Regions from separate parts of the Mus musculus genome. Here regions 2, 3, 4, 5 and 6 are each linked to region 1. Evidence: chromatin loops called from intact Hi-C (ENCODE). Cell type or tissue: left cerebral cortex. All regions are shown on one strand. Region 1 has its middle 26 kb from the start of Gm36153. Region 2 holds the start of Pde1a (phosphodiesterase 1A, calmodulin-dependent). Region 3 overlaps Pde1a (phosphodiesterase 1A, calmodulin-dependent). Region 4 overlaps Pde1a (phosphodiesterase 1A, calmodulin-dependent). Region 5 overlaps Pde1a (phosphodiesterase 1A, calmodulin-dependent). Region 6 has its middle 38 kb from the start of Gm39867.

Region 1 (5,000 bases):
GAGAACTGTGCTGATGGCTAGTGTGTGTGTGTGTGCGCGCGCGTGTGCGTGTGCGTGTGTGTGTGTGTGTGTGCGTGTGTGCGTGTGCGTGTGTGTGTGCGCGCGCGTGTGTGTGTGCGCACGCGTGTGTGTGCGTGTGTGTGTGCGTGTGTGTGCGTGTGTGTGCGCGCGTGTGCGTGTGCGTGTGTGTGCACGCGTGTGTGTGTGCGTGTGTGTGTGTGCACGCGTGTGTGTGTGTGCGTGTGCGTGTGTGTGTGTGTGTGTGTGTGCGTGTGCGTGTGTGTGCGTGTGCGTGTGTGTGTGTGTGTGTGTGTATGCTGTAATTTTTTTTTGCTCTGATAAAATTATTTCTTTGGGGGCATTTTTAAATAAAACTATTACATCATAAAATCATCACAGTACTTTCTTCTTCCCAAGTTTCCTCATCTGTACAAAGCCAGGGTTGTGATGGACATTTCCCAGTCAGAACTTTACAGATATTCTGGAGACCGAGGTACACTTAATTTTTTTTGTCAAATCAAAGTCCTCTATTAGTAAAAAGCTCATCAGATGTTCAACTAGTAGAACAATATTTACCAAAATCATTATGCTACAGACAAGACAAAGACTGAGGTATCTAAAGCAAACTACAAGTTAGTCTCTTAGACCTCATTATTAGAAGACATTCAATATGTAATGAAAAAGATGAATTGTTGAAGTCCAATGTGTAATGAAAGTGATGAATATGCCAAGTGCAACATATTTAGCATCCGTAGCATGAAAGGACATGAGAGGGGCAGTTCTGCCGGCTTCTTACTCCATAGGTAAGCGGAATGCTTTTAGTAGTTTTCCCTACGGAGGCAAATTACCATAAATGTTAAAAGCAAACTATAGGAAAGAACTTGCCTGAAGTAAATTTTCTTCCTCTAAGTATGCTGAAATGGTGATTCATATCTTCCCTCTTTAGAAAACAAAATGTTATGTTTTGGTTGAAAATAAAGTTCTGTTAGACGCTGTGGGGATATAAAATATAAATAAGAGAGTATAATGGCAAAAGAAAACTTCAGCCACTCTTCTTCGCAGTTGACAAGAATATCGTTTCGGTTCATCACCAGTGAGCAAAATCACCTGCAAAGAAGAGCCTCCTGTCACCAAAAGTTCCGTGTTTGACTGAGTCCTCAACACCGACAGTGCTGGGCAAACAAGATGGCTCAACAGATAATGGTGATTGCAGCCAAGCCTAATGACCCGAGTTCGATCCCTGAGACTCACATTGTAGATGGATCAAACTGACTTCTGCAAGCTACCCCAAATAAATGAAAATAAATAAATGCAATAAGGTTTATTTTAACTGGCAGTAACTACAAAATGTTATGAGAAAAAATATTTAGCTAGTAGACATCCTGTTAATAAGACTGGACCCCGAGTAGCTCATCACAGAGAAAGTGGGTTCTGCCTGTGCTACCAGAGGATTCGGATTCTTATCATGAACTGTGGGTAACACAAAAAAATTGGCACTTTGATTTCTTTGCAGATTTGGGTTTGGGTTTCAGTGTTTTGTGTTTATAAGTTGACCATACCGCAGAGACTGACTGAATTAGCACTGTAAACTCACCCAGCTAAAGATCAGCGATATCAGATCTGCCAGAACGATTCTGCTCCATGAATTTTTTAAAGGCAGCAGCCGTGTGAGATGAGCCTTGCTCTTACTGGCTTTACCAGGGTGTTGCACCCCCAGACAAGGTACCATAGTGAGATGGCATCCTACCCAGATGGATGCCTGGCTCTTAACAGCAGGATTTGTCTCTGGTCTCTTCTCAGTATAGTATGGTGAGATTAGGTGGCACATCTTCCCAGAGCATCGCATTACTTGGCACCTGTAACCATCTGCAATCTGTCATAGTTCCTGTGAGGTCCTTACAAACGTGTCTTGCTTTTACAATGTGCCCAAGACTTACAGAAGTCAACTTGTCTTCTACTGAGATAGATTTGTAGCTCTGCAGAGATGGAACAAGAGCACTTGGAGAAAGACATGCCATCTTGTTTTCTGAAAAGACTAGAAAAAAAAATTAAGTCCAGTATCATGGTACCACTTAAAATACGGACACCATGAAGAATAAGTCATACTAGGTGGAAAGAGCTCTAGAATCATCTCTTCCAGGTTGCATTAAAGACATGTGTAGACCAAGCAGCTTTTCAATGTCAGTTATGCAGGAAGCTAATTAACTATCAAAACCACTCTAGTCTGTCGTTGACAACAGAAGTTAAGCAGAAGAGGAAGAAGGGGGGAGGAGTCCCAATTCATCTAGTGAGAAAAAATAATAAAGGACCAAAATACCTACTGAGTATGTGCAGGTGAAGTTCACTCACTTCTGAGAGAGACTGCTCTAAGAAACTGAGTTTCTGTCTGGGGCAATTGTTTGAAGACCTTCAACTCTCAACCCAGACCTATTTTTTAAAAACCTTGCAATTGGCAGGGTATGTGTGTATAATAAACACTGTGTGGTTCTAGCGGACTAAATGCCATACTATGTTTTTAAAAAAGCATCCAGTTATAGGCTAAAAAGACGCCAATGTGTGTTTCTCGTGACATTCTGAGCTCAGGGAGTAGTGACCCTCTTTCTAATAAGGAAATCCAGTTCCTGGAGTCAGATGACAAGCCCTGATTTAGATAAACCGAACGAAAACTCTGAAGACGCATAATGCGCGGCAAAAGTGCTATATAAATGTAAGGACTATTGCTACAGAATAAAGGATGTGATGCAAAAGTTGGCAGCAGAGGAAGGCCTTACAGATAGATGGGTAAACACAGCAAGGAGGGTGCAGAAAGGAAGATTCGTGAACCGTAGGAGGCAGGTGATGGCATAGCCCCCTCTGCTGGCTTAAACGTTCATCTGCAACTACCGTCTTCATGGAAGGAGAAAAGCAGAACTTGAGCTGTTTGAGGAATTGAGTACTTGGCCGACTAGACTCAAACCGAAATCTAACGTTGTTACCGGTGATGGTACATACAAGGACACTTCGTATCCTTTGGTCAGCTTCCGCAGTTGAGCCTATAGCCAAGAACACAATCCTAGCTGTAAAGAGTGACGCAATGCAGGGATTACAGGGTTGGGGGGGGGGGGGCGGGGGCGGGAGGGTTTGTTTGTTTGCTTGCTTGTTTGTTTCAATAAACCAAACCCACGGGACAACGCTCATTCAATCACAAAATAATGTTCACGAAAGGTATTTGCTGCCTAGATTTTACAAATTAACCTAGATTTTAATACATAGACAATAGATAATGCTGCTAGTTACGAAGCCGGGCAGTGGTGGCACACACCTTTAATCCCAGTACTTGAGAAGCAGGAGTAGGTGGGTCTCTGAGTTCAAGGCCAGGCTGGTCTACAGAGTGAGTTCTAGGACAACCAGAGCTACACAGAGAAACCCTGTCTCGAAAACAAAAACAAACAAACAAACAAATAAATATAGTAAAGCTGCTTGCTCTGAGACAATAGGGAAATTTTTTTAATTAGTGTTGAGACTGCAATAACTGAAGTGACATAGACTTCAGATCTTAAAAACCTGATAAACAAAATTGGTCTCTGTGCTAAATGAAATTCCATCTCATTGGAGTCTTCTCTCCCTCCACCGATGGTCCAAGGAGAAAAGGGCTCAGAAATAAGTGTTGGAATGTGTTCATTAACATCACACTCCGAAATGTCAAATTCAGCACCGAGGGATATTAGATTAACACATGCTAGATCCAAAAACATTTTGGGGCCTCCCCTGTGGATTTAATGTACATGGGCACAGGGGAGGGGTAGATTGCCTGAATCAGTACTCTGATAATCACCCACCTCCATCCCAATATTACACAGCATTGATAACAAAATATAATCAAGTAAAATGGCATTACATGTAACTCTAACTCCTTAAATCAGGTGAGCCTTCGTGAGACTTTAATTGTGTCTTAGTCATTAAAGAACGTAAATCGTCCCTACTGAAAATTTTAAACTAGAGCATAGAAGTCCTACTGAGCCCAGTGCTATTTACATGCTGGGTGAAAATTCTAATTTTCCTGAAACCTACATATCTTCATCTACCTTCCTTGCTCTAGAAGACTTTGGCTATCTCCTGAATCACAGTAGAGGTAGAGCGCCCTCTAGTGTCTCATTTATATTATTATGCCAAAATAGAAAGTCTCATTTCTAGCTAAGCTTATTGAAATTTATTTATTTATATTTGCTACTGTACAATTGTTTTTAGATAACAATCTCTGAAATTGTTACTACTTTAGAGACTTTTCTAACAGTTAGATTTGTAAAAAGTGTTGGTCTACAAACTTTGGTAAAATTTTGCACAATAAAAAAAAAAAAAAAGAATATGATGAATTTATGAAATTCCTAGGCAAATGGATGGACCTGGAGGGCATCATCCTGAGCGAGGTAACCCAATCACAAAGGAACTCACACAATATGTACTCACTGATAAGTGGATATTAGCCCCAAACTTAGGATACCCAAGATATAAGATACAATTTGCCAAACGCATGAAACTCTAGAAGAATGAAGACCAAAGTGTGGACACTTTGCCCCTTCTTAGAATTGGGAACAAAACACCCATGGAAGGAGTTACAGAGACAAAGTTTGGAGCTGTGACAAAAGGATGGACCATCTAGAGACTACCATATCTAGGGATCCACCCCATAATCAGCTTCCAAATGCTAACACCATTGCATACACTAGCAAGATTTTACTGAAAGGACCCAGATGTAGCTGTCTCTTGTGAGACTATGCCGGGGCCTAGCAAACACAGAAGTGGATGCTCACAGTCAGCTATTGGATGGATCACAGGGCTCCCAATGGAGGAGCTAGAGAAAGTACCCAAGGAGCTAAAGGGACCTGCAACCCTATAGATGGAACAACATTATGAACTAACCAGTACCCCGGAGCTCTTGACTCTAGCTACATATGTATCAAAAGATGGCCTAGTCGGCCATCAGTGGAAAGAGAGGCCCGTTGGACTTGCAAACTTTATAT
Region 2 (5,000 bases), 140 kb before region 1:
CTTGCCATATAAGCACAAGAACCCACATTTGGATATCCCCAACACCGATGGGGAAACCAGCTCCAAGGCTGCCAGCTCGTGATCCTGGAACTGCAGAGGCACAGATGGGTGGATTCAGGTGTTCGCTTGCCAGCCAGTCTAGCTAAACTGGTCAGCTCCGAGATCAGTGAGATCTTGCCTCAGAAACTAAGCTGAAAAGTGAACGAGGAAGAAACTCCGACCTCCGGTCTCCATATGCGCACACACACATACATGCACACACATATGCGCACACCCGTAGATGCATCCACACACTTGAAACATGTGCACACTAAAAAGGTTCATTAAACAAATGAACCAAGTACTCTAGAGAAATTGATGCTTAATTTAGAATAGCAATGTTTCCACATGTTTTACAAAATTTGTCATTATTTCTTTTTTTTAATTAGATATTTTCTTTATTTACATTTCAAATGCTATCCCTTTTCCTAGTTTCCCCTCCGAAAACCTCCTATCCCCTCCCCCCTCCTCCTGCTCACCAATTCATCCACTCCCGCTTCCTGGCCCTGGCATTCCCCTACACTAGGGCATAGAACCTTCACAGGACTAAGGGCCTCTTCTCCCATTGATGACCAACTAGGCCATCCTCTGCTACATATATAGCTAGAGCCATGAGTCCCACCATGTGTTTTCTTTGGCTGGTGGTTTAGTCCCAGGGAGCTCTACAGGTACTGGTTAGTTCATACTGTTGTTCCTTTTATGGGGCTGCAAGCCTCTTCAGCTCCTTGGGTACTTTCTCTAGCTCCTTTCTGGAGGACCCTATGCTCCGTCCAATGGAGGACTGTGAGCATCCACTTCTGTATTTTTCAGGCACTGGCAGAGCCTCTCAGGAGATAGCTGTATCAGGCTCCTGTCAGCAAGCTCTTTGAGTATACAAACCAGTTGTGGTAGTGCATGCTTGCAATCCAAACATTGGAGAGAATGGAGCAGGAAAATTATAAGTTTTAAAGTAAGCTGGGGTAAAAGGCAAAACAATACTTTTTAAAAATTGTCTAAAATATACTATATAAAAATACCTATGAAAGACTATCCAAGTATCTTCTGTAGTGGCTTGTGTTTCCATGTTTCATGAATAAATATTTCATTTATTTTCATCTCCACTTGAATTTAACCTTAAAATGTACATATTGTATGCCAAATTAAAAATGTATAGCCTGCTGAAAAACAGCAATAAGTTTATAAAGTTGGATATCATAAAAGAAAATCAAATAAAATCCTTTCCAAATAAATATCCAATAGTGAGCACTGAGTCTATTTTATCAAAATAAGAAATCATTACAGAACTGTTTAATAGCATTCATGAGTGCCAGGATTTTCACTGCAGACACTTAAAAGTAGAAGCCAGGAGCAACACTGATGAGAGAATTCGGCTTGAGTCAGTATTGCGTTTTAAAGAGGTGAGGCATTTTCATCAAGGGGATGGGGAGTCCCGCACATCACTGCATTGGAAGCAGACTACACAAAAGACCATAATTAAACAATTTGCTTGTCATTAGTCATGCAGATTTTAAGCTTGGAGCTTCTTTCTTGCTTTGACAAGCCTCAGCCAGGAACTCTGAGAATGTCTTAAGTCAAAGTGCAAGGAAAAGGAATGAACCGAAATGCAAATTTCTTCCTGCTTGAATACAAAAGCTCTGAGTCACTTCAGTCAGTAAGAATGGCTTTAAAACACTAAACTGGCTGGAGATCATTAAGTGATTCTGTGTAGCAATCGGTCCAAAAGAACACAGCGTGTGCACACAGAGATGTAATCCACTGTCAACTCAGAAGCTCTGCTGCTGAGAGACCTCATCACCCCTCTTAGAAACGGCCATCAAACGACAAGGTGAAAAGTTAGAGAACTTTTCTCAAAAATGTTGAGTAAACACGGAATCAATTTTCTAGTTGTTTGAAGACATATTTCTAACGTCACTACGGGGTATCTTTTTGCCTCGGAGTAACTAAGGAAAAACAATATACCAAGAGCAAACAAAACATCCTGTCCTGTAAAGGAAGAATCTAAATGGGTTGTGATCTCAGTTATAGCAGCCCAGTACAGATGTTCATCCACTAGGTTAGAGCACAAATCATCTGGTAATTGCTGATGCTTAATTTGCATCTATGCTAATTAATTGTGTGAACCACTATTTGTTTCGACAGGATTATTTGTTTCTCTAGAGAATCTGCCTTCTAAATCTCCAATGGCTCTTTGAAACAGATATCTCTCGTTCGTTCAATGGCTATAAAAATGGCTTCCTTTTTAAAAGTTATTCTCTGCTGTTTGCATTATTGGGGTGCTTTCATGCGAGGCACCACAATACCATGGATTGCTTCATGTAATGGAAAATATGTATACACTGAGAGCACTCTATGTCCAGATGGAGAAGAGTAGAGAGGATTTGGACTTCTAAACAAAGTTTGATGTAGTTGTCCTTTATAAAAGCGATGACATAAGCTTGCCCATATACTACCTTTCATGAAACACTGTGTAAACATGCGACAGCATTAAAGATGGGAATCCATCTACGGGGCACTGTGGTCCTCCAGTTATCTTTGTAAAGCTAATGCCCCACTTAATTCTGAGATATGAAAATACACTTAGAAATTCCAATGACCTACAAATATTCATATTTCTATCCAAATGTTACATCGGCTTTTACAACTGGTGCTATGATTAAAACGGAGCATATAAACAGTGCTGTGGTGAAGCACTGGCCAGAACTCTCACACACACTGACGGTGGTGGGGGTGGGGGTGGGGTGGGGTGGGGGTGATGAGCAAGGTGCTAACACTAGAACCAAAGTGGATTCAGGTAATTACAAGTCGTGCTTCGAGTCACTGTACATCCTGTTCTGTATTGTTAAGAACCCGGTCAGTACACTGGAAGCAATTCGCACTTTACTAGTTAGTGAGGAATGGAAATTTAATTCCTCACTAATTTAAACCAAAGCTCTAATATGTTTGATATGCTTTTCATGTTGTTTTGCCACACAAATAATTTTCTTACTAAAATATTAGTTTATCCATCGTAGAATAAGCACAGAATAAATATGCAATTTATGATTCTACAAATCCCATCTTTGTTTTTTTTTCAAAGAAAGAAATCTCCATCTTATTTTTCTCTCTCCACTTACCTGAGAGAAATTATTTCAGTGAGGACCAAGCAAGCTGATTTCCTAGTCCCTCCTGTGCTTATCTAAAGCACACATCTAAACAACACACACAGCAGGGAGCAGAAGCCCTGGACTGTAAACAAAAAGTGATTTCACAGAGCCTTACCTTACTCCATACAAAACATGCAGGTCCAGAAACTGCTTTCAACAAGTTGCTAGCTGAAATGGGTATATTTTAGTTTTCAAGAGAAAATTTCTGCAAAGGAAACACTAAACCTCAAAGTCAAATAACACCCACAATTATTTGTGTTAACGGTCAGCTATTTATGGAGGGGAAAATATAACATAAGACCAGGAGAGCTTACTCACATTCCCTTCAGGCGCTGCCACATCTTCTCGGTCTGTTCTCCAATGAGATACTTGTAAGTGGCGTTTTCCAATTCTTCGATGTCCGTATCAGTAGACCCCATGATGATGTTCCTAGGACAACACAGGTGCAGTCAGTTTCAGCGGCTAGGACAAGCATTCCTCAGTCCGTTACAAATCTCAAGCGTTACACAGTAGCATCTCTTAGCCATCCAAACAGTTCAGGGACGCAAAGCCGAAGGAAGGCTCTGCCAGAACTGCCGTCTTTGACAGGCATATACTCTGCTCACATCACCAACGCCCCCACCACCACCAACCCAAGCAGACAGAGTATAAACAGATGCTCTGACCTCACGGGAGCAATCCACACATGTGAGCTGCTACTGTACTACTGACCGACTGCTCAGGCTATTTGCCAAGCAGCTCATCTGCAACTGTTCCGTGCACAGAAGCACATCAGAATTTCTACAGTTTACGAGCTCAATTATGCACGAAAGAAACGTGAATGACTTTCGCGCTCTACAAGAAGCTGAATTCCTCTCTAGCAGCTGAAGCAGGGCAGGATGTAATAAGAAACCAGATGGTAGGAAGCAGTACCAGCAGCACCACCCTGGGAAGAAAGTGCCTGTTTAAATACCAAGGCTTTTGTCTCTTAATTGATCTGGAAGCGGCACTTAAAAATACAGCACACTTCCTGAATAAATGCAGCCAATATTAATGACAAACACGGAGAAGAGTCACACATAGAGCCGTACAGGAGACAGACCCCAGAGCTCCACAGGTTGTTATTGAGAGAGTATGTCCATCAAGTGATGCTGGAATCGTGCTTATTCATCTTCTCCTAGCAACTCTACACAGTGGGTAACTGCCAATTTAACCAGGGAAAACACAGCAGCTGCGTTCAGCCCGCTCTGTGAATCCTTTGAGGATTAAAAAATAAATAAAATGAAATGGGTGTGAATGCATGTGTGTGAGTGTTGAAGGCAAAGGGTGTGTGTGTGTGTGTGTGTGTGTGTGTGTGTGTGTGTGTACGCTGAGAAGAGAGATTAGAGAAAATGATGCTGTGGTGTTTGTGCATGTTAGGAGAAAAATGAGAGAAAGTGGACATAAAAGGAATCAGAACTGATTGTCTGCCAAACTGCCACACATGGCGAGCTTTCTTTGAAACAGGCACAGATCCTGAGTGGACCTTCATAATATCTGTTGCTATCTGCAAGCTGCTTAGAAAAATATCCTCCAAAGTATTGTCTCTTCTTATTCAGAGACTCACACACAATTTTGCTCATTTGTCCTTCAGGGTTTGCCCATTGCCTGGATTCTTAAGGCTTCATGTATCCAAAGACATTTAGGTAATAGCAATCCAATATTTAGTGGCTATTTCAATGTTTACATGTTGTTATGAGGACTTAATTCATATAGCCTTTTAAAAAGTCTTACGGGAAATGTTATAAGACATTCCTATTTAACTGTTGAAAAAATACAAACAAATGTTCTAGATTTGCA
Region 3 (5,000 bases), 200 kb before region 1:
ACTAGTATCATCAAACCTTGAAATAAGCCTATGGATGAAACACAGTACAACAGCATATCCCAAAATGTATCCTTGCCAACTACGTAGGTTGAGCCAGGCAAATATGCACAAAACAGAAAACAAATAAAAAAAATAATCGACTCAGCTGTGAAGACAAAACAAAAAAACAAAAAAACAAAAAAAACAAAAACAAAAAGCAAAAAACAAAACAAAACAACCAAGACACCTCAATGGCAATTCAAGTCTACATGAAGAATAGTACAAAGAGTGGATAGGAGGGCAATGCAGCCCCTTAGAAGTGCTAACTAATTCCTCATTAGAATAAGGTGTTGGAGGGCCAGTAATGCCAAGAGCATAGCAACGTGACAAGGGAAGATGTGCTTGTCTGGGTATTATTTCATAAGGGTTTGTTTGTCATAGTCTCTGAGAGGCCTTCAACAGTGGGCAGATTAGTTTATGTTTTTGTTGCTGAAAAGTCATGAAGCCCAAATATACATAAAAGTAGGGATGAGACGCCTTGGGTTTTAACATTGACTCTAGCTATTTCATATTAGAGGATTTCCTTAATAGTTCTGCTCCTTGCTTCACATGTTTGAAAAGGAGATTGAGAATAGTGTTGACCAAATAGTTACAAATTTAAAAAATCCACAGTAATTTGTGATAACTATACTGTATGCATTATTTGCTTTTAAAATGTGACTGGACTTCAGCTGACATTACACTAAATTACACCAACTCAGATAATCCGTGAAGAATTCTTATAAGTGCAACTACTAACACAGAAAGCACGTTAGAGAAGATGAACTTCACCTCATATATTAATCTCAAGATTAGAGAAGAAAATATCAGTCTATAAGTACTGAGCATGGGACCTAGCACACCCTAAGGGTAAACTCTGGATTCCAAGTTACCCATATACTTCCTGTCCATAGAATTATCTTTAGTGACACATATTGCCGACTACCTCCAAGAGAAATAAAAGCATCCAAAACATGTAGTATATTTCCAAAAACAATGATATCCACAAAAATTCTACTAACCAGAGAGAACGGGGGATTAGGGGGGAAAGGACAACAACAAGAAAAAATTAAGACATAAAGTACAAAATTGAAGAAGAAATAGCTATAAAATTTTGGAAGTGACTGGAATCCAGGACTGGCTTAGCTCCACCTCTCAGGTCATGAGAGTGAATTTATTGGCCATGGCAGAAAACGAGATGCCAATGACATCAAGCTAGTTCTCAAAAAAGTTTTTTTAATAAAATATACATTACCAGGGAAATGAAAATCCCTGTAGTTCAATTAAATCAAAAACTAGTTCAGAGCGAATCCATCTCATGCATTTGTGCTATTGCTTTGTTTCTCTTGTTTCCAAGGAGCCCTACTTTGGAAATCATGAGGCCTCCATTATAAAGATGCCATATTGATGCTATCCACTGTTAGCTACAAGCTCATCGTGATGTATAAAACTATACGGAGCACAAAAATAGTGTTTTCAAATTTGCAAAAAAGTATGTCTCTAAATTATAAGCAGAAAAGGGGATGCCTACCGGAATGTATGCCAGTTTCTGAAAAATGTTGAATGTCAAAATTGGGCAACTCAACATATTCAAGTCCTTGGCTTCTAACAAACCTAATCAACACATAGCTTCAACCCCTATGCAGACCTTCACGCTGAAGTTAGGGAAGGCCCGCAGTTCAATCACATTCAAGTCACCACACTGTAGAAATGTGTACCCTCCAAGGGTAAATTTTTGTTACAAAAATCATAAGCACATCAGTACACAATAATAGATTAGCATACATGTGATAACATGACTGTGTGCAAATGCAAGTTCATGATGACAGTTGACATTCAGCTGTGACGTAAAAGAAAAATAGAAATTGTATTGTTTGGTAATAGCTTATAATTAAGGTAGGGAGTATAAGTGTAATTCACAAATACTATTCACAAAATACTCTTATTAACTGATCTAGCAGAGAATAAAAATAATTAATTATTCAATTATCATAAGCACCTCGCTTAATTATTTATGTAGCATACTTGACTTTTTAGGCGATTTCTGAAAGCTATGCCAATGCAATACTGTTAAAAAACAAAACAAAACAAAAAAAAAAACTTCGGACATGTGTTGTTCATTATATACTCCCTACCTTAATTATAAGGCATTAGCAAACAATATAATTTCTATTGCTCTTTTAAGCCACAGCTGAAGGTCAACTGTCATCATGGACTTGCATTTGCACAGTGGGCAGCCCACATTGTGGTTTCTTACACTTTGGCTGGCATCAGGATGCAGAAGATCAAGGCTGGATGATGAGAACTGAGCTTCAGCTGTCAGGTCTGGCCGAGGAGGCTGCTAGTCGAAAGCCTGAAGAGCAGCTGCTGTCTTCTGACCCCTCCCTTGCCTTGACATTCTGAAGATTGCGCTTTCTGCTGCTTTCTTCCACATGTCTCTGCCCTTTTTCTCCTTGCATCATTTTTCACCCACTGTAAAGCCAAGCCTCTGCTGGAAAGTGGGTTACACAGCAGAGACTACAGTTTTACTTTTTTGCTTTCTTTTGAATATGTCCTTGATATTTAACCACAACATTATAGTTTAACTTCTGACAACCCAAGGTTTGGTCATTGCTAACCAACAACAAAAGCTGTTCTCAGGGTGTGTGTGTGTGTGTGTGTGTGTGTGTGTGTGTGTGTGTGCACTTGTGCTTGCTTGCACATGTGTGTCTGTTTCTGCCTGTGCATGGGTGGGTGTGGGTGTGGGTGCGCACCTGATTGTGTGTGTCTGTGTGTTTGTCTCTGCATGTGTATCTCTGTTGTCATTTATGTCCTTAATTGTATGGATTTGTGTGGAGTCCAGAGACTGACCTGGGTTAGGTTCCTCAATGATTTTTCCATTTTATTTTTGATGAATGATCTTTCACTGCATCTGTAGCTTGGTATTTCCCCTAGTCTAACTGGCCACCAAGCCCAGGGATCTACCTCGTTTCTGTACCTTGTTCTGGAGTTATATGCATGTGAAATTGTGCCTGCCTAACCTGAGTGCTGAGGATTGGAACTTGGGTCCAAATGCCTGTGCACAAAGCCTTAGATACACTGAGCCCCAGCCACAAATCATTTTCCCCCTGCTGAGTTAACCAAGGAATTGGAATTTAGTATAAGATATTGTGACAATAATGTATCTCCCACCTCATGGTTTACTGAAGCCAGACCAAGCAGAGGATGAGTGTCATGCTTGCAAGTGAGTTACACACCCACCAAGGTAGGTCTTGCAAAGGAAGAGCTGAAGGGCTGATTTTAGACACTAATCCCATCACCCACTCCATATAACAAGGCTTTGTGCCCAAGAGCGTGACTGAGCAGAGTTACTCAGTCAAATTCTTCCCACTGAGGCAGGATTTGAAGAATCCTTGTTAACTCATTACTGAAGACTTGATCTCCAGGGAGGCTGAACTGGGAAGCTGTGAAACTTTCAGATGTGTGACCTTTCTGGTGGTCATAAGCTCGCTGAGGGGTTGTGAAGGGACTGAAGCACAGCCTCATCTCTCTATGTTGCTGCCTGGCTTGTGAACTCAGTTTTGCTCCACCATAGACTCATGGTGGAGTGTTTATTTGCAGACCGAAGTGATGGAAGCCAGTGGACGCCATAATCCAAATATGCTTTTTGTCTTTTTGAGCTGACAACCTCAGTACCAAAATTCTCTTTCACTGTACAAAATTCTAAATAAAACACAAAACACTATTTGGCCTTCCTTTTTTTAAAAATTAAATATTGTTTTTATTTACATTTCAAATGTTATCCCTTTTCTTGGTTTCCTCTCAGAAAACTGCCCATCCCCTCCCCACTTCCCCTGCTCCCCAACCCACCCGCTCCCACTTCCTGGCCCAGGCATTCCCCTATACTGGTACATAGAACCTTCACAGGACCAAAGGCCTCTCCTCCCATTGATGACCGACAAGGCCATCCTCTGCTACATATGCAGCTAGAGCCATGAGTCCCACTCTTTGGTTGGTAGTTTAGTCCCTGAGAGCTCTGTGGGTACTGGTTAGTTCCTCCTATAGGACTGTAAACCCCTTCAACTCCTTGGGTCCTTTCTCTCGTTCCTTCATTTGGGACCCTGTGCTCAGTCCAATGGATGGCTGTGAGCATCACAAACTACATGAAACTCAAGAAGAATGAAGACCAACGTGTGGCTACTTCAATCCTTCTTAGAAGGGGGAACAAAATACTCATGGAAGGAGTTACAAAGATAAAGGGTGGAGCTGAGACTAAAGGAATGACCATCCAGAGACTGTCCCACCTGGGGATCCATCCCATAAACAACCACCAAACCCAGACACTATTGTGGATGCCAACAAGAACTTGCTGACAGGAGTCTGATATAGATGTCTCCTGAGAGACTCTGCCAGTGCCTAACAAATACAGAAGTGGATACTCTTTGGATTTCTAACTTTATGTACAGAAGTACTATTCGTGAGAAATTCTGTGCATAATAAAATGACATTTCAAATCATCAAGGAGTGTGTACAGTGTGGACACACCTGTGTTGACTAAATATAAAACTGAATTAATTTCTATGATAAAGGTGCACATATACAAACACACACACACACACACACACACACACACACACACACACACACACATCATATTGACCACAACAGGAGATAGAGACTTTTCAGTACAGCAGGAACTTTAAAGCAAAGCCAGAAGAGAGCTCTGTTTCCCGGTTCTGTATTACATCCAGATAATGTACACCTCTGTCTATGTGGCTCCTAAATTTGAGACGGAAACTGAGTGGATGTTTCTGAACACCTAGTTGGGCCAACTGGATTCTTAGCTCAGCCTCCTCCCTAGTCCACTTGGGTTTCTTCCATAAATCATTTAAAGCCCCCAGAACAACCTACTAATGATACCCTATTTCCTGGAATCCCTCCTGTTTGTTTTACACAACTGATTGTCTCTGTCTTGCGGTCTCTTTCTGTCTCTCTCCCTCTCC
Region 4 (5,000 bases), 400 kb before region 1:
CAAAGCCATCTTTCCAGCCCCAAACTTTTACTTTTGACTAAAATGCTAGACACTCAGATAGATACAGCAAGAGCTAGTGGCTTTGCTTGGTGCTGGCACAGGCTTGCAAGTACCAGTGACAAAGCACAGGGGTTCTTACAGAGTTTGTCATCATGTTACTATCCCTTATTTCACATCTGCATGGCCACCATCCATCAGCACACACATCTGCAGCTCAAGTGACATAAGCAGGAGTATCCTTTCTTAGCTAGCAATGGGACCAACTGTCTCATGAATGATCAATTTCAGAAACCAGCAAGAGTTTGTGTGTTTTATAAAAGAAGCACATCAAGTGGAAGAAAGCACAAATTATTAAGGAATTAGCGACTCCTTAATGGTAGCATCATCAACAACTGTACCTTGGGCAGCCAACTCTTTCCACCTCTCTTTGTTCTGCTGAATGATGTCCACCAGGTTGTTTTTGAAACTCTTCAGATCCACAGCTGAGAGCGAGTAGTCTGGGGCATAGCTCCCATCACACACGGAGCCTTTTGTATTTGACCGCCTCAGAGAGTCAGCAACATGGAACCCAATCATGGTGGACGAGCTACCATTGACAACGAAAAAAAAAAAAAAAAAAAGACAACTAGGTCAAGAGACCATACGAGACAGGTTTATAGACCCATTAAACAACAGTCACATGGGCCCAGATGTAACACGTGGCAGGTGCTTAACACAACCCCCGTCCTCTTTCCCACATGGAGTGTATTCTGACTATGATGTGGCTTCTACTCACTCCTCCCAGTTCCTTCCTCCCACCTCCCCTCCCATCCATACACCATTTGTGGACCATGATCAGTTGCAAAGGGAGTGCACTACAGTATATAGACACTAGATGGCAGTACTACCTAATAATTACTGCAAGAACTGCAGGCCTACCTTTGAGGAAAAGAATAATTACTGGGTAAAACCTTTAATATATGCAAACGAAGACCTATTATACCTGCTTGCCCCGTAGTTTGAAGACTGTGACTTTGAAGCTTCCTCTATAAGAGGAATGACAATTTTCTCTGTTGAGTCCGTCAGGAGAGAAAACGTTGGCTCCACTATGAAATCAATGAAACCTAAAAAAGCAAAGCACACAGAATGGGAGATCCAATCAAGAATCACAGTTTCCTAAACCACACGGTAAGCCACAGTGAGGACTTTCTGGTACACATGCAGAAAAACAAGTGCTCACTAGAGAACTGGCTAAGCTGTGGACAGTAACAACCTTCAGAGGCAGCTACTTTGGGTAATAATGCATTCAGTAGTGAGAGCTGATAAACTAGACTTCCTTAGCCCAAGGATGTGATCTTTCCTATCTGACATTTTACGCCTTATGCTGTCCTAGCTCTTGAGCCAGTTCTAATGATCAAGAATGTCTTTTCTTAGGGCCCCCAATGGAGGAGCTAGAGAAAGCACCCAAGAGCTGAAGGGGTCTGCAACCCTATAGGTGGAACATCAATATGAACTAACCAGTACCCCCAGAGCTCGTGTCTCTAGTTGCATATGTAGCAGAAGATGGCCTAGTTGGCCATCATTGGAAAGAGAGGCCCCTTGGTCTTGCAAACATTATATGCCCCAGTACAGGGGAACGCAAGGGCCAAGAAGTGGGAGTGAGTGAGTAGGGGAGTGGGGGGGGGGGGTATAGGGAACTTTCGGGATAGCATTTTAAATGTAAATGAAGAAAATACCTAATAAAAAATTGGAAAAAGGAAAAAAAAAGAATGTCTTTTCTTCTCAGTGAGAGGACATTACTCTTATGAATGGTCTTCGTTTGGTTTTTGGTTGTTGAATGTTATGCACACCAGAAAAAAATAAATTCTATCTAAACTCTAAGAAGACCAGATAATTAAAAGTCCCCAACCCTCAGGCCACAGAAGGACAGCCACTTTTATTTTATCCTATTTTTTTTCCTGACTGCATCAGAGTGATTTATCAGCACATCCTTATTTCAAATTGCTGTTTATTATTCTCTGGATGTAAAGCATTCGTTCACAAAGTGTGGGCATATGCTGCCGAGCCAGCAGAGAGGACACTACAATCTCCAGGCGACAGCACTAATCCCACCACTTTGAGATGTCAGCATTGAGTGCTGACTTAGATTTAAAGTGCTCATCAAGATGGAGAGTGACAGGCAAAGAGCAGAGCCCTGACCATGGATGTGTTTGCTTCTTAGTAGTGAGGAAAGGGGGATTAAAAACAATAACCATTTTAAGCTCTGGGACTGCAAAACCTTGTGGCCCCAAGAGCTATTAGGAGCTTCTGCCTTGAACCCACTGGAAATAGATACTAACATCTAAATACAAGAAAAGAAGGGTCTGGAAGTGACATACATGCAAATTATCCATTGAATGCTTGCCCAAAGTCGTATATGCTTGACACTTCTCAAGTATATGTTGGGACACATCTCAAAATTTACAAAAAATCCTACAATAATCTTGTATCTTAATACTTGAATTCAAAGTGAAGTTAACTGTTCCCCTAGACTTTTAACTCACTAGAGCAGGTAGACTGTCCAGTGAGTCCGTACCTCTTTCACTAAGAGGAATGTGTATCAGAGCCACTAGCCACCGAATCAGCCCAGCTTGCTTGATGAGATTCTGAGTTTACAACATCCACACTTTCTGAATGGTGATAAACACCAGATGCTGTTTTATTGGCTGAACAGTGTTTGGAAGTTGTCTGGGAGGGGAAAGGGTTATAGCCAGCCACTTTCCTACTGTCCTGAAGCTCTGTAATAGCTACACCAGAGCCCATGTCTGGAGAAGGGATACAGATTCATACATCACATGGTTCCGTAAGGGGGAGGCTGGCTGTCGGAATATTATCAGAGATGGGCAAGCATAGGAAATAGTTTAGTAACCTGGGACTCAGCTGGTTGTGTTACACATCCCTCTTGTCAGTACTGCTCTTGGCAGTCTAGCTCCTTGTATGCTCCGTGCATACACATATCCCTCTTTATACAGTTCATCTAACAACCATAGACTGCCACCTGCATCCTGTTACATCTATAGCCCTCTAAAGATAATGATAGGATTCCACTTCCCTAACAATAGTCAAAGCTAGAATAGTTTCTATTCCATCAGAAGCATTCTAGGAAGTGGGCTACGTGGTAGGAGAATGACCATGTGGTCTAATCTAGCAATCAGAATATAGAGCTGCTGTAAGTATATCCCTTAGAACCTGGCCTCCCCTTCCTTCAGAAGACATCAAGAGACTCTGGGCTGTAACATGGGTCCCTGGTCAGGGAGATCTATTGCTTTCCTTTAAATTTAATTCCCTTGCTATTCCTGAAAATTTTGTATGGGCTTTTAATTTAACTCCTTGGCTAAGAAGACAAGAACCTGGAAACACCTGACCTTGGCCAGCAGTAGTGGTTTATTGAATGCATTTTGTAAAAATACTTCATTGATTTTTCCTTCAGCATTAGCTAGATCAGCCTGAAGCCAAAGCTTATCCTGAGTGTAGAGTGAGGTTGGTCTGGAAGACTTTGAACTACATAGTACCTGCATTTGAACACCAACAAGTCCCACCCACTTTTCGGGGCCACCATTCTTCAAAATTACCTATTTGCGACTGGGCAACCATTGTTGACTTCCGATCACAAAGTGGAGAAAATGGAAGCCCTAATTCAGCTTCTTTGTCTCCCTGGGGAAAGAAAGGTGAATCACTGGAATCAAGCTGGAGAACTTAAGAAAATGTGTAGTCTAGATATAGTGACTTAAAACAACCACATTTCTTTAAAGCAGTAATACCTACACAGTTATTTCATTAAAGTCTATTTTCTCCTAAGGAATTTTCTAGTGCTAGTGCATCTCTAAATATCTTTGTAGTATCCCAACCCACTGACTCTAAAGTGAAAAACATTTCAGTTTTCTGAAGACCCTATAGTCACTTCAATGCATTATTGGGAGATTAATTGACCACCAAGCTTATGGATTTTTCTTCATTTTTTTAGATTTTGCTTCACAAAGCTTTAAAAAGCAAGATTTTTTTTGTTGGACTGCTCTTTCAAATGAAATATGCATGAGTATTTTGAAATCTCTTTCTTCTCATCGACTAAGATTTATTAAATATCCCACTACAAATAATGTTTTTATCATAGGTCTAGAATACAGTTCAAGAATATCATCAGTGGTTAATTACTGAATAACAATATCCTTAAGAGTTTACATTAAAATACTAATGGCACTATCATTGTTTAAAATAGAAATGACAGACTATAGCCTATATCAGAAGAATAATATTAAAGACAGACATTTATTTGGTATTTACAATACAATTGTCCTTGACTGACACTATAATATTTGCATTTGGCTGATGTTATTGTTAAATATCTGCTATGTATAGCCTAAGAACACTCTAACAGGATACCACTCAATAGGCCTATTTCTATATTATATGGTTCTTTGGAAGACTGAAAAGGATTAATTAGGGTTGAAAAAGGCATGTTGATGTTCTGCTCTGTGTAAGCTCCATTTTAAAGACTGCAGTTAGCACATTTTCATCTAAGACGTAAACACTTGACAGTGACATGCAGATCTGGCCTTCCTGTGGATGGAGTTGGGGAGGTTAATGTTGTTTTTCTGCTTCATGTACCTTTCAATTAATTTAGAATATAAAATTCCTATTGCTAAAAGCACTGGATGCTAAAAATACATTAATTATTCAATTTCCTTATAAATATTTCAAAGTGTTATTTATTTTTTGGAATGAATAAAGGCCATGGGTACCAGGTCAGCAGCAGGGGGGCTCTGAGCCAGACCATGAAAGAACTAAACAGAACACCTTGGACAGGGGAGAGATGTAGAAAGGGAAACTGTGTTACCTTGGTGGAAGCTTGACCAACTTTACAAGGTCTTTATTCTCCCAAGGAAGGAGACACAGATTTTTTTTCTTAAAATGAAATCAATAGTCAAAACTGAGCATTCTACATAACAATTACTTCACATTTATCTTGAAAGTTGTGCATCCTG
Region 5 (5,000 bases), 180 kb before region 1:
GTCCTTTCCTGTGGTCCCTGCACTTAGGTATCTAAAGCAGGAGAATGTGAGGTCAAGGCCAACCTGGCCTACGGCCCGAGAAGGGGATGGTTTCCAGACAAGCAAAGTCAAGGTAAATTCCCAGAAATCAATGAATAAGTAACTGCATTGCATCCAGGACAAAACATCTGGGCCATGAGCTGAGTATTTAACACTGGCTTGCTGCCAAGGAGAAAAGGAAGAGGGCTGGCTACTGAACACCTCCTGAAATCCCTCCCACAGCCTTCAATCCAGTTCCATGTTTTACTTGTAGACCTCTCTAAGGAGAAAGAATGTGCAATGTAAGGAAGGATCTGTTAGCCAAGTATCCCCAAAGCTTTGCTGTTCTCAAGAACAATTTGCTAGTCCAGTCTGGGAAAGTTACAACCCCATTTCTGCCATTATTCTGGAATTACTCATATCTCCTGGTAAAAGAAAACTAATTAGTCATTCTTTGTTCCATCACTGAGGACCACAAAATGTTTCTCAAGCCCACCATATAGTTCTACAGACTCTTTTACTTTTAATGAAGCTAAGGAACGCCTCCATTTTCTTTCACTTCTTATGATTGTCTCAGAAGGTAAAAAAAAAAAAAAAAAAAAAAAGTATTATTAATGGAAGGAGAACATTTCTTTAAAGCTGAAGTTTTACTATATGCTGATATTTTCAGCTATTTGGTTTTTTTCTTTATGATGATGAGAAAACTTTTAAGGAGGAAGCATGATGATTTATAAAATAATAAGCAAAACTTGATGCATTGAAGATTGTGCAAGGAAAGTATCATATTTTGCCTTGAAAAAGCATAAAAATAAGTAAATTTTGCTTATAAGCTTAAAAAGAATCAACCTGCTAGCACTGAAAGTGTTCTCTAATATGGTGAACAATTTTCTTACAAAGATAAAGTACTGCAAAAATAAATATGTGTGTTCTATATAGACAGGTGGGTTAACTGTTAATTAGCATAAATTATATTTTAATTAGTGTTATCCATTTTAGATTCTGATTTCATAATGTGCATCTTATTTTGATTAACACACAGCTAATGCTTTGCTAACTAGGACATTTCATTTGAATCTCAAAATTAACTCTGAATTAATAAAATTAGTTCAAGATACTATAGAATGCAAGGGTAAAATATAAATTTACCAAAATTGAAGAGTTTATATGTTTAACTTTCTGATTTTCTTCTCTTAATAATATTATTTTACTTAATCTTTGAGAATTGTGTGCATATGTACAATGTATTTTGATATAATGTTTAGCTATTCATCTATTTGAAGGGTGATATGGGGGATATGGGAAAATGAAGATACAAAACCAGACTATGTTGATGTAAAACAAAAGGGTAGCATAATTAGTGTGAACTGGGCAGCAATTCACTCCAGCTTTGGACATTCAAAGCTCTTCCACACTTCTGTTAGCAGCTTCAGGGCATGGCACAGAAACACCGTTGAACTAAGCGAACAGACATTCTCTGCCTAGGTGTATAGAAAGAAAGGAGGAGGTTAGTTGAAGATGCCTAACTCAGATTTTTGCCATGACAATGTGCAGCTTCACCTTAACCTGGAGAAGGAGCCAAGAAAGGATTGAAATGCATCTAGAAAAAAAACTGCTTGGAACAGTATATTAAGCCACAAGTATAGTCTATTGTTGTATTTGTAATGTTTCTTTTGATGTTTCTCTTGACTACAATTTTTAAAATAATTCATCCAGGGAGCCTTATCAATCCTGTATCCTCTTGCTGTGTGCATTTGTAAAAAAAGCGTCCACCTTGTTCTTTTTTTTTTAAGATTTGTTTTATTTATTTATTTTTATGTATATGAGTACACTGTAGCTGTACAGGTGGTTGTGAGCCTTCATATGGTTGTTGGGAATTGTATTAGGTCCTCTGCTCACTCCGGTCAACTGCACTTGCTCCAGTTGGAACCGCTTGCTCAGGCACAAAGATTTATTTATTATTATATATAAGTATACTGTAGCTGTCTTTAGACGCACCAGAAGGGGGCGTCAGATCTCATTACAGGTGGTTGTGAGCCACCACGTGGTTGTTGGGATTTGAACTCAGGACCTTAGGAAGAGCAGTCAGTGCTTTTACCTGCTGAGCCATCTCGCTAGCCCACCTTGTGCTTTTCTGAGTCAAACACTGAGCTGGTAACTCCTATGACAGCAAAACTCAGATTCTTTCTGGTTCTGACAGAGTGGCAGGGAGGTCTCATCTAGGCTCAGTAGAGACAGGGTTCCTGTGGATCTGCACAGGGATGGAAACGATGCAAGCCTGGCATATACAGACCATCCCTAGGTCTCCTGCGTTTTCCTGTTTCATCTGACCTGTACTAGGTGTCCTTGCAAAGACCGTTCAGTCTAAACCAAGAATTGATAAGCTGCTCGTAAAACCAAAACCTGGGTGACTTCATCTTGATTTAACCTCTCCCATATTCACATTGCTATCTGCAGAGTTCTGTACAATTCCTAGGCCATCAGACATTTTTGTTCGGTTCAAATAAGTTTGTCTTTTCCTCTATCATGTTTCAGACTTCAGTGCTCACCAGGGAGCTAAAACAACGAACATCTCACATCTTTTACAGTGTGAGAAAGGGATTATAAATTTAGCAGGTTGCTTTTACAATGTTGCTGGCTCTGCTGGCTTGGCTTTGCATTGCTTTACTGATGTATCATTCCCTTCTCTAGACTATAACCATAAAATCATGCTGTCTGATAAATGATTTTTCTGTTGTGTTATTTATAATAGAAGATATAGACTATCTAACTCCAAAATAAAAAAATCTAGTTGGTGTCATTTAGATAAATATAGATAGACATAGATATATAGATATAGATGATATTGATATAGATGATATAGATATATCCTCCTGCTGGTCTCATTTAATTAGAAATGAAGGAAAAGGATGAAAGCCATAAGAATCACACACACACACACACACACACACACAGTCAATGTAGTAATGGATAACTTTCTGATCATCTTTGTACAACAGTCTATACTGGAAGTGTTGGAGTTTACTTACAGGAATACAAAGCATGAAAAGTGAACTTTGTTTCTTTTTAAAAAGTCAGCATCTGTAGGCAGTCTTAAGGATGCAGCAAGCAAGATGCCTGTCATATCGACTCCTACTTGAAAGTTCCCACAAAAGGTAATTGACAGCATATGATGCTGGCAATCAACAATTCTTAGATAAATTTGGATATTTGGAAGGAAATGTGATAGCTCCAATCCTAACCTTAATTGACACAATCATTACTGTCAAGCTCACACGGTAAATTTATTGTCTTCTTAATAAAGCAAAGAAAGAAAGATGAGAAGAAAGGAAGACCAGAAGGAGGGAAAGGAAAGGGAGAGATGAGAGGGAGAGGGAGGGAGGGACTTGAGTAGGCATACCCAGAACTGACTTACCTTCACTCTCCAAAAATGCATTTCTGCTAATTGGAAAACACCAGAGAATTCAAAAGTAGCTTAAAGAAAAGATAAATACATTCAGTCTTTCTTTTTGTTTTGCTTTGCTTTTGGTTTGGTTTGGTTTTGTCCTTTTCAAGACAAAGTTTCCCTGTATAGCTGTGGCTGCCCTGGAACTTCCTCTGTAGACAAAGCTGACCTCCAACTCAGAGATCTGCCTGCCGCTGAAAGATTAAAGGCATGAGCCACCACCACCTGGCTTGAATGTAGTCTTTCAGTCTTATAGTCTGTATTCATTTAAAAGTATTTGTTGAATAAACAATACAGTACAAATCATATGTGATTCAAATAGTAGCTATGGTATTATATGTGTGCGACATATAAATCATCTCTTCACACCCTGTTCTTGCTTGTTTTCTCATCGGAAGTCTTTGTGAAAGGCTTTTACTACAGGAATTATTTGACTCCTTAAATACACAGAAGCATAGCAATGTAGCCTGCTATGAAAAAATCAACAAAACTGATCAGATTTGAGGAAAGGGACGGGATGAAGGGGAAAGGTGGATGATAGACTGGGAAAAACTATTTGAAAAGTTCATATCAGGTAGAAGATTTTCAAACATAATTTATTAAAAAATAACTTTTTTTTGGTTATAAAAGAGATGTTTATTCTACTTATTTAGAGGAAAGATCTCTACTTAAAACACTGTTGAAAAACAATTTTTAGATTCTTAGGTTGTTAAAATTTACCTGATTCTAAGAAAAACAATATGAGTATAACATATTCCCACAAGTAGCATGATATTTTTCTTTTTTTTTATTATGTATTTTCCTCAATTACATTTCCAATGCTATCCCAAAAGTCCCCCACACCCTCCCCCCCTCCCACTTCCCTACCCACCCATTCCCATTTTTTGGCCCTGGCATTCCCCTGTACTGGGGCATATAAAGTTTGCCTGACCAATGGGCCTCTCTTTCCATTGATGGCCGACTAGGCCATCTTTTGATACATATGCAGCTAGAGTCAAGAGCTCTGGGGTACTGGTTAGTTCATAATGTTGTTCCACTGATAGGGTTGCAGATCTCTTTAGCTCCTTGGATACTTTCTCTAGCTCCTCCATTGGGGGCCCTGTGATCCATCCAATAGCTGACTGTGAGCATCCACTTCTGTGTTTGCTAGGCCCCGGCCTAGTCTCACAAGGGACAGCTATATCACCATCCTTGCAACAAAGGCTTGCTAGTGTATGCCATGGTGTCATCGTTTGGAGGCTAATTATGGGATGGATCCCTGGATGTGGCAGTCTCTAGATGGTCCATCCTTTTGTCTCAGCTCCAGACTTTGTCTCTGTAACTCCTTCCATGGGTGATTCCATAACGTGACTCTTAACGGCCAAAGTAAGATGCTAATTTGGTTTACAAATAATCAAGGGAAGTGAAAAGGACTTTGTTTGTTTGGTTGGTTTTTTTTTGAGATAGTTTCTCTGTGTAGCCCCGGCTGTCCTGAAACTCACTCGGTAGACCAGGCTGGCCCCAAACTCAGAAATCCACCTGCCTCTGCCTCACAAGTGCT
Region 6 (5,000 bases), 750 kb before region 1:
GCAATTTTCTGTATCTTCAGCTGCTACTGAAGTCATGTGGGCCTACACATAGGTGTGTTTTAAGGCAATCTATTGCCTAACATGAGAAAGTGTTTGGGACTTTAATTATAACTTGTTGAGGGAAACCATCTATTTACCTGTCTGTTGATCAAATTTTCTAAATTATGGCACAGGAAAAATATGGATACCAACTGTACTTAAAAAGAAATAACAATAATTTACTTATGCAAGAAAATTATAGAGTGTACATAGTAAGTTATAGTGGGTAGTACTTTGGTAAACCATGAGCATAACAGTTATATGAGTACTCTAGAACATATATTTCTGACCATTCACTGTAAAACAAGCAAAACAATCCTAGTACTTTGATTCCTAGAAAACACTAAGTAAGTTGATATTAGCAAAACATTTCTTTACCTATAAAAAGTCATTAATAATGACTAATTATTTATGGCTTAAAGGACAATTTAAACTGTAATCTGTAACAGAAGCCTAGCTATCACTGTTGATTCGATGATATACCTGAAATATGAAATATGAAAAGTGAATAATGGATATATTTTCACATGATGAATTCTTAAACCAAAGCCTAACAACCACAAAGTGTTTCTGTGCCATTTGAGAAAATTAGGCCAGAAACATTAGTGTTTTTCTCTTTGATTTCCCCGGTAGATCAGTGTAAATTGGCAGTAGAAACTATGTATCATCATGAAGGTCAGAACAGAGACTCAGAAGAAAGAAAACTGCATTACAGCTGTGGGTGTAGGGCCAGGCAACTGTGAGAGTGAAGGTCCAAAGCCACCAGGCAGAAACTGTGAGAGAAACACGTATTTCCCAAGTCAGGAACTGAAGCCAAGTAGAGGTGCATTGTCACAGTGTCCACAGAGAAGCTCCGGGGACACAGAGTCTTTTGTTTCTTGCCCTTTAATATAACGGCAACAGAAACATATAGGAAACCAGGCCTTTCCAGTGTGACCTAACTAGGAGTCAGTGCAAACTGACTGGGATAATAAACTCCAACTCCCTATAAGTCATGTCATGAAAGGTAAGGGCAAAGAGTCAATGGACATAGCCTGGGTGATTAATATTTTCTTTGTGTTTTACTTATTTCAGTCCAGGAGAGAAGCAATAACTTAAATTGCTGTATATGGTAAACATCAACACCAGGTTTTGTGTTGGAGGCCGTATCTCTTGGATTAGTTCTAGTTAGTGGCATACAGGACTGAGCTCCTGTTCTCAGTTTAATAAACCAGACCGTGGCTCTGTCTAACCCCTGACGCAGCCCAATGGAGAGATGCATCAAATGAAAGGGGAAGAGAGGTTTAACTGAACAGTTTATACCTTTGAAGTATTATGAACTCACTCTCACATTCCACGAGAACACGTTTGCTTTTCTTGGCCCTGTCTTGATAGATTTCCACTCCTCTTGTTACACAGGCAGGGTGTGGATCGCTACACTGGGAGGCTGAAGGCACCATCAAAACGGTTCCCTCTCCTCAGCTCTTGAGAACACGTTTCCAGCTCCAGTCCGAGCTTTCCACTTATCACCAAATAGAGCTCCCAACATTTCCTGGTGACGATTGTGTTAATCTGCCAGTTTTCTCCAACAGGAAGCCTTTTCCTGATATAATCTAAATGTTCCTCTACCTAACTCCATCCCACTGTTCACTCCCATGGCTATCTCTTTGAATACTGCAGAACGGTATCAGCTCCTTTGTCTGACTCCTATTTTTAGACCCAATTTGTTACGTCCATAAAGCCAATGGCTTAAATTTAGCTCCGTTTGAGTTTCTCCCATTAGTCACTTAGTGTGTCACTCCCTTAGTCATTTTTGTTGCTTGGTTGGTTTTCAGTTTCGTGATGCTCGGCCTTAAGAATGAAAACAGTTTTTCAGGGACAGCTCATAAGGGTGGAGTCAGTTACTGTAGTCTACAGATGAAATGGCCCTACCTATTGCTGACATGTACACTTAGTATCCTTAAATTTTTCATCCTTTCTCAAGCCATGTTCCTTCCATCTTACATGACTAGTTTTGAGCTCCTAGTAACGTGATGTCCCACAATGCCATGCCATTTTCAGACTTCAGCACTATGCCTGGAACAGTTGGAGCTACTGATACCCCTGGTGAACAAATGAAAAAGTTAATGGCTCAAACATTGCTAGTGAGGTCATTTGTAAGTTATTTGTGTAGAATTATAAAATGCTTTAGTTTTCTACTACTTAGGAAACCTCTTATTATAAATTATAGGCAGATAATAAAGTGACGTTGGATGGAGTGGTAGATAAATAGATTGACTGACTGATTTATTAACTGATTTAGATTTGCCAGCATATAATCTTGTCCCATAGGATTTGTGACGTAGGAAGTAGTGTGAGAAGTCTGACACCTGTTCATACTTTACTCTTTGTGCAAAGATGCTGTCATATAATGCCATGGGTACCGCCCAGGGATAGCTGCTATTTAAATGGCCTTATCTTTATTTGTTTCAAGTTCTGAATGTTTGGCAGCTCTCTGGGAACCCACCAGGTTAGTTCTGATGAGTCTCACATAAGTGCTATAACTCAAGGGAGTGGGAAGTTACCCTCTTGTACTTATGAGACTCATTATTGGTCAATAACCAGCATCCATTGGCGATTCTTGCTGTGGTCTTACAGCACTTTCGTTTCTGTATGTGCTTTTTTATGTATTCGGGCTTTACAGGGAATTGTGAAGTTGGTCGCTTGGTGGCGCTGTAGCTAATAGCTTGATTTTCTTTTGTATTTTTCCATCGCCTTCTTAGCTTTTGTTTTTTAATGACAGCTACGTGAAATATGCTCCCGTCTTAAAACTCTGCTGCAGGAGAAATGATTTAATGGCTCTTGACTTCTGGATTAATTTTGAGCATTAGAAACATTGTAAAAACAGATTCTTGCTAGTAATGATCATTATCATGATGGCTTGGGGCATAATCATTTACCAACATTAGCCAAGTGATTAAAATCCATCATGAGTTTAATTTGTAAAGATTTAGTTCCTTTGCAATAAATGGCTAATGGTATTAGCCTCATCTGTGTGGGGCCCGAATTTACCATTCTAGGACTTTGAGCTTTCAAACTAGATTTCTGTCCACCCTTGCTGCCATATGTCATTCATGCCTGATATTTACCAAGTATGTGGCATTTCCTATATCAGTGCTGAATGGGGCCATATGGTGTACAACATACAGGCAGTCATAACCTGCTAGTTCATAATTTATTATTCCATAAAGCAAGCGACCTTAATGGATGTTAAAATTAACAACCATGGTCAGTCAAACCTGAAGGGAAAGGGGAGCATTTTGGCTTTATGACTCTTTTCTTTCCTTTCTTATTATCTTATCAAGTCGAGATATATGTGGAATGATCAGATTTCAGTTCGTATAGCATTATCATTAACTTTGCAATAATGCCCTTTAAATGCATCTGATCTTAGAAATGATTTCTAAAAATTTCTCATCTTATAAAAATGCTTTAAATTTTTGTCTACAGAGAAACCGCCTTTTACATTTTTTTTTACAATTTATTTATTTTATGAACATTGCTGTGGTTTTTTGCCTGCACATACGTCTGAGTGAGGTTGTCAGGACTTGGAGTTGCAGACAGTTGTGAGCTGCCACGTGGTTGCTGGGAATTGAACCAGTGTCCTTTGGAAGAGCAGTCAGTACTCCTAACCGCTGAGCCATCTCTCCAGCTCTGCTTTTCACATTTAAATTTGCCTCCTTCCTAATGTTTTGTCCGATGAATTATGAAAACTGTTGAGGTAAACAGTGCTCTACCAAGAAGATAATTCATCAACCCACTGATTTTTCTTCAAAAACTCCTGAAGAAAGTTCAAAGGGGAAGACCAGCAGAGAAAACTTTGAAACCATGGAAGGAGGAAAAGCAAATGTACCATTAATAGACACTACTTCATTTTCAGAAATATCCTCTCAAAAGAAACAAAAAAGTAAATACTTCACACTGTGTAGAGTTTAGCCCACCTTGGGTTCACTGTGTGATCTGCAGGCTTCATGGTTACATAAGCTGTTTCCTCCTCAAAGCGAGCCAGTGTTAATATCACCACCTTGCAAAGAGCTAAGAGAACCCTGGTTAAGAGTTAAGTGGCTTCTGGTTGTTCAGAGCCTGGTAAAAGGCCTGTCGATCAGTTGGCACAGGCCGGCGTGAAAAATAAATTCATGTTCTCTGGTCAGCTTCTCCCAACTGCTTAAAAAGGTCAGTTTCTCAAAATCCTAGGGTGGAATAGGACAGCCTGTTTGGATTGGTAAAGGATAAAAAGAAATTCTAAGAAAGTCAGATAATTTAAAACTCACATGCAAAATTTTCAGTGATAATTAATTTAAGTGAAAATACAAACTTCTGGTCAATTTCTAAACATCAGTAATTGCACTAAGTTGAAGCTATCCTAGTCTTCCTCCCTTTCTCCCCTCCCCCCCTCACGCATTTACAACTATGCACAGGAGGCTCTCCACACAAGAGATAAGGAGCGAGCTGAGCCAGAGAGACTCTTCTCATACTGTGGCTCTTCTTACACCAGTGTGTACCAATACAACTCTAAACACAGTTGACTTTTAGTTGACAGGAAAGTCTACGCAAGGATTTAGCATAGAATATTCAATACAAACAACTGTAAGAGTAAGGAAACAGAGTCAGAAAAAGAAAATACCTCATAGCCAGGCAGTACAAACAGAAAGTGAGCCCAACTTGTTGGGAGTTCACACTATTTTGCCTCTCAACTTAAACACTGTTATGCAACTTAAAGGCAGTTATGTTATACTCCCTGGGTGTTACACAGTTTCAATAATGACTTTACCAAACTCATTATTGAAAACTATTTCTCTTTTCTTTTTTTTTCTCCAATTTTTTATTAGGTATTTACTTCATTTACATTTCAAATGCTATCCTGAAAGTCCCCTATACCCTCCTACCCCCTGCTCCCCTACCTACCACTCCCAATTCTTGGCCCTGGTGTTTCCCCTGTACTG

The links. Hi-C counts contacts between places; a loop is a spot of excess contacts. Peaks named below come from ENCODE experiments on the same cell type or tissue, not always from the same donor. Only the 100,000 strongest peaks of a DNase experiment are listed, where the experiment ranks them.
Region 2: it touches region 1 in a loop (7-fold over the local background); 6 of 42 quality-filtered maps call a loop at or near these places.
Region 3: it touches region 1 in a loop (2.5-fold over the local background); 2 of 42 quality-filtered maps call a loop at or near these places.
Region 4: a loop joins it to region 1, with 8 times the contacts of the local background. A loop is called at or near these places in 38 of 42 quality-filtered maps.
Region 5: a loop joins it to region 1, with 3 times the contacts of the local background. A loop is called at or near these places in 3 of 42 quality-filtered maps.
Region 6: a loop joins it to region 1, with 11 times the contacts of the local background. A loop is called at or near these places in 10 of 42 quality-filtered maps.

What each region holds. Positions count from the first base shown.
Region 1 is chr2:80,264,189-80,269,188 of GRCm38, forward strand. No RefSeq gene overlaps it. Among named protein-coding and RNA genes, the nearest start is that of Gm36153, 26 kb to the right of the region's middle. In left cerebral cortex, CTCF peaks have their summits at 2,855 (motif pointing left) and 4,120 (motif pointing left); DNase peaks (open chromatin) are centred at 2,847, 3,278 and 4,092; H3K27ac peaks cover 190 bases.
Region 2 is chr2:80,125,234-80,130,233 of GRCm38, forward strand. It overlaps Pde1a (phosphodiesterase 1A, calmodulin-dependent), which reads right to left and starts at 4,179. Exons shown (of 16, transcript NM_001159582.1): 1 at 3,848-4,179; 2 at 3,501-3,611. The coding sequence starts at 3,601. In left cerebral cortex, no CTCF peak of the experiment used is centred here; DNase peaks (open chromatin) are centred at 65, 1,556, 2,425, 3,840 and 2 more places; H3K4me3 peaks cover 3,668 bases; H3K27ac peaks cover 3,298 bases.
Region 3 is chr2:80,067,551-80,072,550 of GRCm38, forward strand. The region is part of intron 2 of Pde1a (phosphodiesterase 1A, calmodulin-dependent); the gene reads right to left. Among named protein-coding and RNA genes, the nearest start is that of Pde1a, 59 kb to the right of the region's middle. In left cerebral cortex, no CTCF peak of the experiment used is centred here; DNase peaks (open chromatin) are centred at 2,445 and 3,257; H3K27ac peaks cover 376 bases.
Region 4 is chr2:79,864,640-79,869,639 of GRCm38, forward strand. It overlaps Pde1a (phosphodiesterase 1A, calmodulin-dependent), which reads right to left. Exons shown (of 16, transcript NM_001159582.1): 12 at 3,591-3,672; 13 at 983-1,103; 14 at 399-586. Among named protein-coding and RNA genes, the nearest start is that of Ppp1r1c, 160 kb to the left of the region's middle. In left cerebral cortex, a CTCF peak has its summit at 871 (motif pointing right); a DNase peak (open chromatin) is centred at 853.
Region 5 is chr2:80,086,826-80,091,825 of GRCm38, forward strand. All of the region lies in intron 2 of Pde1a (phosphodiesterase 1A, calmodulin-dependent), which reads right to left. Among named protein-coding and RNA genes, the nearest start is that of Pde1a, 40 kb to the right of the region's middle. In left cerebral cortex, a CTCF peak has its summit at 2,012 (motif pointing right); a DNase peak (open chromatin) is centred at 2,577; H3K27ac peaks cover 426 bases.
Region 6 is chr2:79,509,432-79,514,431 of GRCm38, forward strand. No RefSeq gene overlaps it. Among named protein-coding and RNA genes, the nearest start is that of Gm39867, 38 kb to the right of the region's middle. In left cerebral cortex, a CTCF peak has its summit at 2,711; DNase peaks (open chromatin) are centred at 1,828 and 2,724.